Regions from separate parts of the Homo sapiens genome. Here region 2 is linked to region 1. Evidence: chromatin loops called from intact Hi-C (ENCODE). Cell type or tissue: PC-3. All regions are shown on one strand. Links, peaks and the distances in the headings refer to the core of each region. The heading gives the core; the rest is flanking DNA.

Region 1 (5,378 bases), core at 305-5,304:
AGAGGCTCAGGGAAGTCTCTCCTTTGGGGTCTTGGGTACTTTTCCCAGGGGGTGTCTCTCCTTCCCAGGAGGGAAAACCATTTATCTTCCCTCCCACTGTGTTGTGAGCATTATCTTCGTGTGGGAGGAAATGGTAATGTTGAATTTAATGAGAATGAGAGTCTTGCTTCTCTATCTAGATCTGGGGCAAGAATGGGGTTGTTATCATCTACAAACATTTCTTGGCTGTGTGCACAGCGCAGGAGGGGCCACGAGGCTGAGCAAACACTGCACTCTTAGCGCTTGCAGAACCCCTGCTCCCCTCCATCCAGGGAGACAGGGTTGCAGGCCTAGCCATGCCATAGAGGCAACACTCAGGACAAAATGAGTGGCAAGAATGGTGAGGAGTGGAAGTTCTCAGAGGAAGGAGGGATCAGGCCAGGCCAGGCTGCTGTTTGAGTACCTGGGCGGTGGGTGAGGGATGAGGGGTATGGAAGGAATGTGAGTGGTCCCTTCATGGAGGTGGCAGCTGGGAGGAAGACGTCAGACCAGACTTGCTGCCTGCCCTTTCCTCATCTGTCCCACCCCTGCCTACCAAGGTCTCTGAATTTGCTGGGCGCAGAGTAAAGGCCTGGAGCATGGGGAAGAGGCCACACGTGTACCGAGTGAGTCTCAGCCTTCTGCCAGGCCCCACGCTATGTGACTTTATGTAATAATAGCTAACATTTTTTCACTGCTCTTACTGTGTGCTAAGCACTATTTGTTCTAAGCGCTTTCCATGTATTAATTCATTCAATCTCCACATGAATCCTCTCGTGTAGATATTGTTATTAACTCCATTTTACAGATGAGGAAACTGAGGCCCAGAAAGGTTGGATAGCATACCCAGGATCACTCAATGAATAAGTGGCAGAACTGTGAAGGAGCTGGAGGAGCCCAGGGAGTTGGGCTTCAGGGTCCGCAGTGTTCTAACCCACCCTGGAGCACTACTTCTTACCTCATTTGCACAGAGCCCCTGTCAGATGGGTGTGTTCGTTTGTTTGTTTGTTTTATGAGTTTCACTCTTGTTGCCCAGACTGAAGTGCAATGGCACACTCTTGACTCACTGCAACCTCCACCTCCTGGGCTCAAGCAATTCTCATGCCTCAGCTTCCCGAGTAGCTGGGATTACAAACACGTGCCACCACCCCCGACTAATTTTTGTATTTTTAGTAGAGACGGGGTTTCACCATGTTGGTCAGGCTGGTCTCGAACTCCTGACCTCAGGTGATCCGCCCACCTCTGCCTCCCAAAGTGCTGGGATTACAGGCATGAGCCACTGCGCCCAGCCTATTATCTTCATTTTTTCAGACAAGGAAACAAGGATCAGAGAGGTACAGTGACCTGCCCGAGGTTATTCAGGCAGATGGAGCCCAGAACTGTCTGGCTTCCAAACCTATGGTACACCGCTGCCTCCCGCAGGTGGGCTTTAAAGACATCAGAGCTACTCCAGGTATGTGGCTCTAGCTTCCTCCAACAGAGCTCCCAGGACCCCTGCTCTAGGCAGGCTCCCTCTCACCATCACCCCCTGAATTTTGGCCATGGTCTCCTAGTAGATTGCCCCTCCTGCTCTCTCTCCATCAAGCCTCTGATGAGGTGCAGCCAGACCATGTTCTGCAGTCCAGCTCCAGTAGTTTCACTCTCTCTTTGGCCTGAGAACTCCTCCGCCTGCCCTGCATGGTCTTCTTAGGATCTGTCCCCAGTTTGCCTTTTTCCTCTCGTCTTTGTACAGACTATGCTCCAGCCAGGCTGACCCGTGTGCCCCCCTGGTTAGCCCACTCAGGCCTTCTGCTAGCCTCTAGGTCTTTGCTCATGTTGTTCCCTTCTCTTGGGCTGCTGTACCCAGTTCCCAGGCTGGACTCAGCTGTTACCTCTCCTATGTCTGTTTGCTGGTGTCTCTGATGTTTGGTCTATCCTTGACCCTCTCAATGAGCACATTGCCCCTTTTTATTCCTTCATGGTTGTTTACATCTCATGTCCCCTCTGTTAGACTGAGACCCCCTTCAGATTTACATTTAACTGACATATACTGAGTGCATTTTGTGTGTCAGGTTCTGTGTTAGGTGCTGTGGGCATGAGTGAAGGAGCTAAAAGCTTGGAAACACATAGCACAGCACATAGTAGCTGCTTAATAAATACTGAGTAGATAAATGAATGTCTGATTGAGTCCTGCTGAACTAATAGCCAAAGGTACCTAATTTTTTCTTCCTTCCAGGACTCCTGTAGTAAGAAATGACAACTTCAGAATTCTCTTGGGGTAGGCACAGTAGCTCCCAGCACTTTGGGAGGTCAAGGCGGGAGGATCACTTGTGCCAGGGAGGTTGAGGTTACAGTGAACTATGATTGTGCCACTGCACTCCAGCCTGGGCAACAAATTGAGATCCCATCCCTAAGGAAAAATAAATTCTTTTGGCTTTTCTGTGGCTTTTTTCTCATGCTCCCTGGAGCCATTTTGGCCTTTGCTGTCTCTTCTCACGCTCACCAGCCTTCCGATTCATAGAATGTCAAGGTAGCAGACTTGGACGAGACTTTGGAGACATTTAGACCAATCTGCTGATCATTATCTCTCCCTGCCATGTCAGGCTGTGGTCCTGACCCTCGATGCCAAGTCTTCTGTTCTGAAAGGAGCAAAGAGGCCTGCACAGGACCTGTGTGCAGTTCACTCAGCCCAGTGGGAAGTTGCTTATTTATCCATCAAACCTTTCTTGAGCTCAGACCCTGAGCTGGACATGGTATCTCAGGGTTGACATAAGACTTGGCCCCTCTGCCTCACTCACTGCAGTGTTCCCTGGCAGGATCATAAACATTGGTCATGGGGAAGAATGCTTAGTAAGTGACTTACTTCCTCTTTTGGGGAAGCTCGTTTAGGGCAACATAATTTGCCAGTTACTATAACTTCCTCATGGTATTTGGTTTCTCTCCAAGCCTGCCTGTTGGAAGCATTTACACGGGGAAGCCCATTCCCCAGTGCTTAGTAGCTGAAGCTCTCTGGGACCTTAGCATTCAGAGAAAGTGTGGTGCCATGGAAGGACTTTGTGTAACTCTAGGCAAATCACTTCACTTTCAGAGCCTCAGTTTTCTCAAGTAGTAAATAGGAATAAAACTGTATTTTCTGATGCATGAGATTCATGTTGCCAGCCCCCTACCTCCCTCAAAAAAATTGTATCAGAAAATTTCCTGGCTGCCTGGCATACCGTACATCAAGGTCCTGATCAGGCTGGAAAGCTGAGAATGGAAAATAATACATGAGACTGCCCTGCCCCCTAGAGGCGGAATGTGGCAAACACACAACAATGCAAAGACCGATGCATCGCATCCCTTTCAAAACAAAGATGACAAGCCAGAGCTACACGGCTGATCAGGATTATTCCTCCAACATTTTAGATGTAAATGTATCACTATCATCACCTAATAGGTACCATTTCACTAATGTTTCACTAGTGCATTTCGTTGGAGCGATGTGATTTTTATACCTTTTTAAAGGAGTGATAGGACTGCATATCCAGGCCCTGTGATTTCCTGCTGGATTCCAGGATACAGCATACTGCATTCACCTGAATAAAACCAATATTTTCCTTCATATAACCACTTTAGAATTATTGTCATTATATCTGTGATGAAAAGTACCTAACTTGGCTCTTCCCCCACATTTTCTTATAAATCTGAGAGGCATCTCTCACAACTGTATATCTGATATGCCAGCCAATTCATAAACAACCCATCTCATTGTGATGGTTGTGAAAATTAAATAAGATGACGTAGGTGAAGCGCTGAGCACACAGTATGTGTTTACTCAGCGATAGCCATTATTATTAATAATAACTCTGTAAAGCTCTGTGCTGTGGGAGGACAGGAGGAGAAACCATGTGGCAGCTCACCACATTTCAGAGAGAGAGGTCAGTCCAGTGAACATTGCATGCCAGGATGTGCCATGCCTTGTGCCATCACAGGCAGAGAATTCTATGATTAGTATATAGTTCCTGGCTTCAAGGTGCTCATAATTGGGTGGAGAAGGTGGTGGTGGAAATAGACGATTGCAGTGTGCTATCCAGTGTGTCATGCCAGAGGGGAGCACAGGGGGCCACAGGTGCTCAAAGGAGAGACATCACCCTGGACTGTCAGGGAAGGCTTACTGGAGGAGGTGATACCTGAGCTGAGGCTTGGAGGATGAGTTTGAGTTAGCTAGGTGAAGAAGGACAGCATGTGGGTTGGTGGGAATTGGGGGCAAAAGGGAGGTTAAGGCAGAGGGGCCAGCATGAGCAAACACACAGAGGTATGGGCCCAGCAGGATATGTGTATGGGGAGGTTTTTTGTTTGTTTGTTTTGTTTTTTTATGAGTTCAGTACAAACTAGAGCACAAACAGAGAGACTCGCAGGGGAGTCTGGAGGGTTGGCCGGCTCACATCTTGAGGACACTTCACTAGCAGCGTCAGGAGCTTTCTGCTGTTTTGTTTTTGTGTTGTTTTTGTTTTTATTTTTTTGAGACGGAGTTTTGCTCTTTCGCCCAGGCTGGAGTGAAGTGGCGTGATCTCAGCTCACTGCAGCCTCTTCCCCGCCCCAGGTTCAAGCAATTCTCCTGCCTCAGCCTCCCGAGTAGCTGGGATTACAGGCGTGTGCCACTATGCCTGGCTAATTTTTGTATTTTTAGTAGAGACAGGGTTTTGCCATATTGGCCAGGCTGGTCTCAAACTCCTGACCTCAGGTGAGCCACCTGCCCTGGCCTCCCAAAGTACTAGGATTACAGGCATGAGCCACCATGCCTGGCCAAGTAGCATTTTAAACTGGGGGAGAGGTGCTTATTGTGGTGTGGGAGAACATGTCAAGAGCCACGTTTTGGAGAGATCCCCCTAGAGGGCAGTTTGGAAGATAGATTGGAGGGTATCCAGGGAGGAGGCTGGTACAGCAGTCTAGATGAGAGATGATCAGGCCTGTGCTTGGGCAGTGGGAGTAGAGATAACCTATGTGGGGAGAAAGATGATGATGGAGGGGAGCGCAGCCTGCTCTGGAAGCTCAGAGGAGTGGCAGCGTTCATGACCAGTAGGGTTTTAATAATACCAGCATAGAAATCAAGAAATCACAAGTTGGAAGGACTCTGACAAATCATCCAACTGAAGCTATTCATTTTACAGATGAAAAGACTGAGGCCCAGAGAGAGAAAGGACTTGTATAAGGCCAGTCAGGGTGTGAGCAGAAAAGAGAACGCTGATTAGAAGAGTCACCCTAGTATGAATGCCAGCATTCAGAGCATCTTTTCTTTTCTTTTCTTTTTTTTTTTTTTGAGATGGAGTCTCTCGTTCTGTCACCCAGGCTGGAGTGCAATGGCGCGATCTCGGCTCACTGCAACCTCCGCCTCCTGGGTT
Region 2 (5,378 bases), core at 31-5,030, 69 kb after region 1:
ACTGAGCTTCTACTGTGTACCAGGTTTCTAGGTCCTGGGGTTCAAGCAGTGAACATGATAGATTAAAGTCCTGACTCTTACAAGGCTTTACTCTGATTCATTCATTCATTCATTCAGTAATTCACTTGTCCTTTCCTCGCTCCTTCTTTCCCTCTCTTATTTATGCCCATGAGGACTCATTTAATTATTTTAGGTACCTTTTCCTCTATTCATGCATTCATTTATCACTCGACCAAACAACCAGCCAGCCAGTCAACACTTAGCGCTTAGTGTGTGCCAAGCCCCATGATGGGTGCCAAGGACAATGGAGGGGAATCTGCCATACTCCCTGTTCTGAGAGAGCTCCCTGTGTGTGGGAGAGGCTGACTTGTAGCACCCAGATAACTAACATAAGACAGAAAGTGAACAGTGACATCAGAGAGGCCAAAAGTGCAGTCAGAGCTCAAAGGAGGGAGAGCCCACCTCTAGCTAGCTTCCTGGAGGAGGTAGTATTTTTATTTTAAGGTGGGTCTTGAAGGCATGGAGAAGGTGACACAATAGAGATAGAGGAGGGCTTACCTAGCAATGAGAATACCAAAGGCGCAGAGGCAGGAACATTTATTTTCTTTAGGGAACAATTGAGGGCTGGGTACGTTGGCTCACACCTGTAATCCCAGCACTTTGTGAGGCTGAGGCAGGTGGATCCCATGAGGCCAGGAGTTCCAGACCAGCCTGGCCAACATGGGGAAACCCCATCTCTACTAAAAATACAAAAATTAGCAGGCATGGTGGTGCACACCTGTAATCCCAGCCACTCAGGAGGCTGAGGCAGGAGAATTACTTGAACCTGGGAGGTAGAGGTTGCAGTGAGCTAAGATCGCACCACTGCACTCCAGCCTGAGTGACAGAGCAAGACTCTGTCTTGAAAAAAAAAAAAAAAAAAAAAGAACAATTGAGATGAGGTCATTGATGGGTTGGGAAGGTCCCAATATATGAGGTTCCAATATATGGAACCAATATATGAGGGCCTTGAATGCCAGATGAAAGGTGTCACCTTGCTCTTTTTGCTTATTCTACTGATGTCGAGCCCTGCCTATCACCAAAGAGCAGCTACTAAAAATGGTACAGATGTTAAGATTATTTAAGCAGAAAAGAAAGAGGGAAATAGAGTCAAAGAAAAAAAGCAAACTGAACACAAGACAAATTGGCTGCCCATCAGGTTTGTGCCGCTGTGGCTGCTCTGGTAAGAAAGTCAGTGCGATGTAGTATGTTCCTTTAGCACCTGTCCAAGGAGGAGATGTGACATTTCCAAGGAAGAAAACATTTTTTTTGTTTTCTGTTTTTTTATTTTATTTGTTTTTTTTTTTTTTATTTTTAGAGACAGGGTCTCACTCTCTCACCCAGGCTGGATTGCAGTGGTGCTAGCAGAGCTCACTGCAGCCTTGAACTCCTGGGCTCAAGCGATCCTCCCACCTCAGCCTCCTAAGTAGCTGGGACTATAGGCGCGTGCCACCATGCCCAACTAATTTCTAAATTTTTTGTAGAGACAGGGTCTTGCTAGGTTGCCCAGGCTGGTCTCAAACTCCTTGCCTCAACTCGGCCTCCCAAAGTGCTGGGATTACAGGTGTGAGCCTCCACGTCCTGCCCAGAAAACATTTTCTCTAGTAGAGGATTTAGAGAGAAGAGTGAGTGGGTTTCACTCAGCAATCAGAAGTGGAGAAGGATGGTGAACATGGGAGGAGGGAGTTAGATCAGAGGCCATTTGGAGCTGTCTCCTAGAATTTTGCCATCATTCATTCATCCATTCTTTTTCCCTCTCTCTCTCAATATATGTGTGTGTGTGTGTGGGTGTGTGTGTGTGTATGTGTAACTTCCCCCTCTAATTATTAAATAAATAAGCAAATAAATGAAGGTAATACATACTTTATTTCAGAAATGTTGGAAGATTCAGAAAATTAGAAAATTTCTTTTTATCACCCAAAATGTGCCCCCTAGAGGCAATCATAGTTAATGTTTTGGTGCGTTCTAATCTTTTCCCCCATGCATATGTAACTTTTTATATAGTTCAGATCATACCACACATGCAATTTATCTTACTCTTTTCCCATAATTTGCTACTGTAATTTTCTCATGCTATTGAAATGTTTTTGTAAATGTCAAGTTTTTAATAGCTGTGCATTATCTTATTAAATGGATATACTATCCTCTATTGTTAAAATTTAGGTTGTTTCAAATTGTCCCCATAAGTAACACTTAGTGAGTTTTTTTTTTTTTTTTTTGAGACAGGGTCTTGCTCTGTTGCCTAGGCTGGAGTGCAGTGGTGCAATCATGGTTCACTGCAACCTCCTCCTCCCAGGCTCAAGCTATTATCCCACTTCAGCCTCCCAAGTAGCTGGGGCCACAGGTGTGTGCCACCACACCCAGCTAATTTTTGTATTTTTTGTAGAGATGGGATTTTGCCATGTTGCCCAGGTTGGCTCTCGAATTCCTGGGCTCGAGCGATCCACCTGCCTCAGCCTCCCAAAGTGCTGGGATTATACCACGCCTGCCCTAGCATTCTTTTTTTTCTTTTTCTTTTTTTTTTTTTTGAGACAGAGTCTCAATCTTGTTGCTCAGGCTGGAGTGCAGTGGCGCGATCTTGGCTCACTACAGCCTCTGCCTCCCGGGTTCAAGCAATTCTGCCTCAGCCTCCCGAGTACCTGGGACTACAGGCACATGGTGCCATGCCTGGCTAATTTTTTGTATTTTTAGTACAGATGAGGTTTCACCATGTTGGCCAGGATGGTCTTGATCTCCTGACCTCGTGATCCACCTGCCTCGGCCTCCCAAAGTGCTGGGAGTACAGGCGTGAGCCACCATGCCCCGCCTGCACTAGCATTCTTGCACATACCTCTTGCACATATTTCTGAGTAGTTCCTTAGGGTAGATTCCTAGAAGAGAATCACTGGGTACAAACATTTAGGTTCTTGCCAAATTACCTTCCAAAAGAGTTATGTTACCATACATGCCCACTTCCCTGCACTCTTCCTAGCACTGGATTTCATTTTAAATTATTTTTGCTAATTAGGAAGGCAAACAATAGTATCTGATTGTTTTAATTACAGTGTATTCTGAGTTGTTGAGAAAAAATTCCCCACTCTGGGGAAGATAGCAACTGGCTGTTGTACTGAAGGACACCCTCCCTGCCCCAATCCTGGCTAAGGGGCCGAGGGTACCCATTGACCCTCAGTCCTGACTATCGTGGCCCGTGCCTGGGTGTGGGGGTGGTGGAGCACCCCTACCACCCAGTGCCCATAATTATGTGACATATCCCTGTGTTACTCCCTCCCCCAGGGGTTGACAATGGTGAAGACATCCCCCGAGACCTCCTGGTGGGCATCTACCAGCGCATCCAGGGGCGTGAACTGCGGACCAACGATGACCATGTGTCCCAGGTGCAGGCTGTGGAGCGCATGATTGTTGGAAAGAAACCAGTAAGTGCCTTGGGAGGCTGCAGAGGGGCCAGGGTTCAGGTCTGCCTCTGCCACTAAGTGGTAAGTCACTGCACCTCCCTGAGCCCCAGGTGCCCTTTACCTGCAATACAGAGTGGGTGATAATGCATTCCTCAGAAGGCTGTGGTGCAGAGTGAATGCATCGAGCACATTCCAAGGCCCATAGTGGGTACTATATAAATATTAGCATCCTTTTCACCTCCGGCTTTGCCTGTCCATCCTAAGTGAAGAGCCAAGCTAATGGTTAGCAGAAAACCAAAGTAAGAACACACTTTAGGCCAGGTACAATGGCTTGTGCCTGTAATCCCAGCACTTTGGGAGGCCGAGGTGGGTGGATCACCTCAGGTCAGGAGTTCCAGACCAGCCTGGCTATCATGGCAAAACCCTGTCTCTACTAAAAATACAAAAATTAGCTGCGGGCGTGATGGTGCATGCCTGGAGTTCCAGCTACTCAGGAGGCTGAGGCAGGAGAATTGCTTGAACCCGGGAGGCGGAGGTTGCAGTGAGCTGAGATCGTGCCAACGCACTCCAGCCTGGGGCCACAGAGCAAGACTCCGTCTCAAAAAAAGAAAAAAAAAAAGAAAACGCTTTAGCCAACAAACATTTGTGGATGCCTTTCCACTGAGCCCAGCATTTGCTGGGCACCAGAGTTGGTGCTGGGCATTCATAGATATGAATCAGACGTGTTCTCTATCCTTGGGGGCACTCACAGACCAGTCGGGGTGTGAAACAAAGACACATATAATACTTCTGCTTTATGGTCCAGTTTAGGAGAGGAGAAAGGAGAGAGAGACCATTTTCAGCCTGGAGAAATCAGGGAAGGCTTCTTGGAAGAGATCATTTTGGGATTGAATTTTTTTTTTTTTTTTTTTTTTTTTTTGACATGGAGTTTCACTCTGTCACTCAGGCTGGAGTGGAGTGGCATGATCTCGGCTCATTGCAACCTCTACCTCCTGGGTTCAAACGATTCTCCTGCCTCAGCCTCCTGAGTACCTGGGATTGCAGGCGCCCACCACCACACCCAGCTAATTTTTGTGTTTTTAGTAGAGACGGGGTTTCACCATGTTGGCCAGGCTGATCTCGAACTCCTGACCTCAAGTGATCCGCTCGCCTCGGCCTCCCAAAGTGCTGGGATTACAGGCGTGAGCCACTGCGCCCGGCCGGGATGGAAATTTGAAAGGGAGTTGAAATATGACCATGCAGAGCTGGGCAAGAAAGACATTCCAGACAGAAGGGCAAAGGCAAGGTAGCAGATAAGTTTAGGTCTTAGTTGCTGATACCCCTTGTGTCAGAGTGACACACATGTATGAGTGGTAAACTTCTTGCGGTTGAAAGTTAAGGTGCCAGGAGGCCTGAAGCTGATGGGCTGGCCTTGCTGACACCTGTTTCTTCATGCCTGTCTAGGTCCTGTCTCTCCCTCACCGTCGACTGGTTTGCTGCTGCCAGCTCTACGAGGTGCCAGATCCAAACCGCCCCCAGAGGCTAGGGTTGCATCAGCGGGAGGTCTTCCTCTTCAATGATCTCCTTGTGGTATGAGCACTGTGGGGGAGGAGATGGGAGGGAGAGAGTGAGCTTGACACCTAAGTCTGGTGTGAACCATATTGATGTAGGTGTGTGGTGTGTGGAGTGTGGCGGGCGAGGTGTTCTGCCATGCCATCTGCATGGTCTCAGGCAAGGCCCAGGCCTTCTCTGCCCCTCCTTTTCCTCACAGATGCATTTGGAGGTAGTAACAGACACACAGGGACAGAAAATATGAGGACCAAAGGAGATGACAGACTTACAACCTGGGAAGTGGTAGGAAATATCCCTGTCCACCTCAATAGCCCATAGGGTTGTGTGAAGAGGGGTGAACCTGCGACCCCCCAGGTCAGTCTGGAAATCTTCAGTAATCAAGATGCTTGAAGTGGG

Evidence for each region. Peaks named below come from ENCODE experiments on the same cell type or tissue, not always from the same donor. Only the 100,000 strongest peaks of a DNase experiment are listed, where the experiment ranks them.
Region 2: a loop joins it to region 1, with 5 times the contacts of the local background. A loop is called at or near these places in 4 of 110 quality-filtered maps.

What each region holds. Positions count from the first base shown.
Region 1 is chrX:53,311,040-53,316,417 of GRCh38, reverse strand. All of the region lies in intron 1 of IQSEC2 (IQ motif and Sec7 domain ArfGEF 2), which reads left to right. Among named protein-coding and RNA genes, the nearest start is that of IQSEC2, 7.6 kb to the left of the region's middle. In PC-3, for the core only: CTCF peaks have their summits at 1,450, 3,091 and 3,291 (motif pointing left); DNase peaks (open chromatin) are centred at 2,867 and 3,287; H3K27ac peaks cover 1,856 bases.
Region 2 is chrX:53,241,406-53,246,783 of GRCh38, reverse strand. IQSEC2 (IQ motif and Sec7 domain ArfGEF 2) reads left to right here. Exons shown (of 15, transcript NM_001111125.3): 9 at 3,313-3,452; 10 at 4,875-5,000. Among named protein-coding and RNA genes, the nearest start is that of KDM5C, 19 kb to the right of the region's middle. In PC-3, for the core only: CTCF peaks have their summits at 1,781 and 1,984 (motif pointing left); no DNase peak of the experiment used is centred there.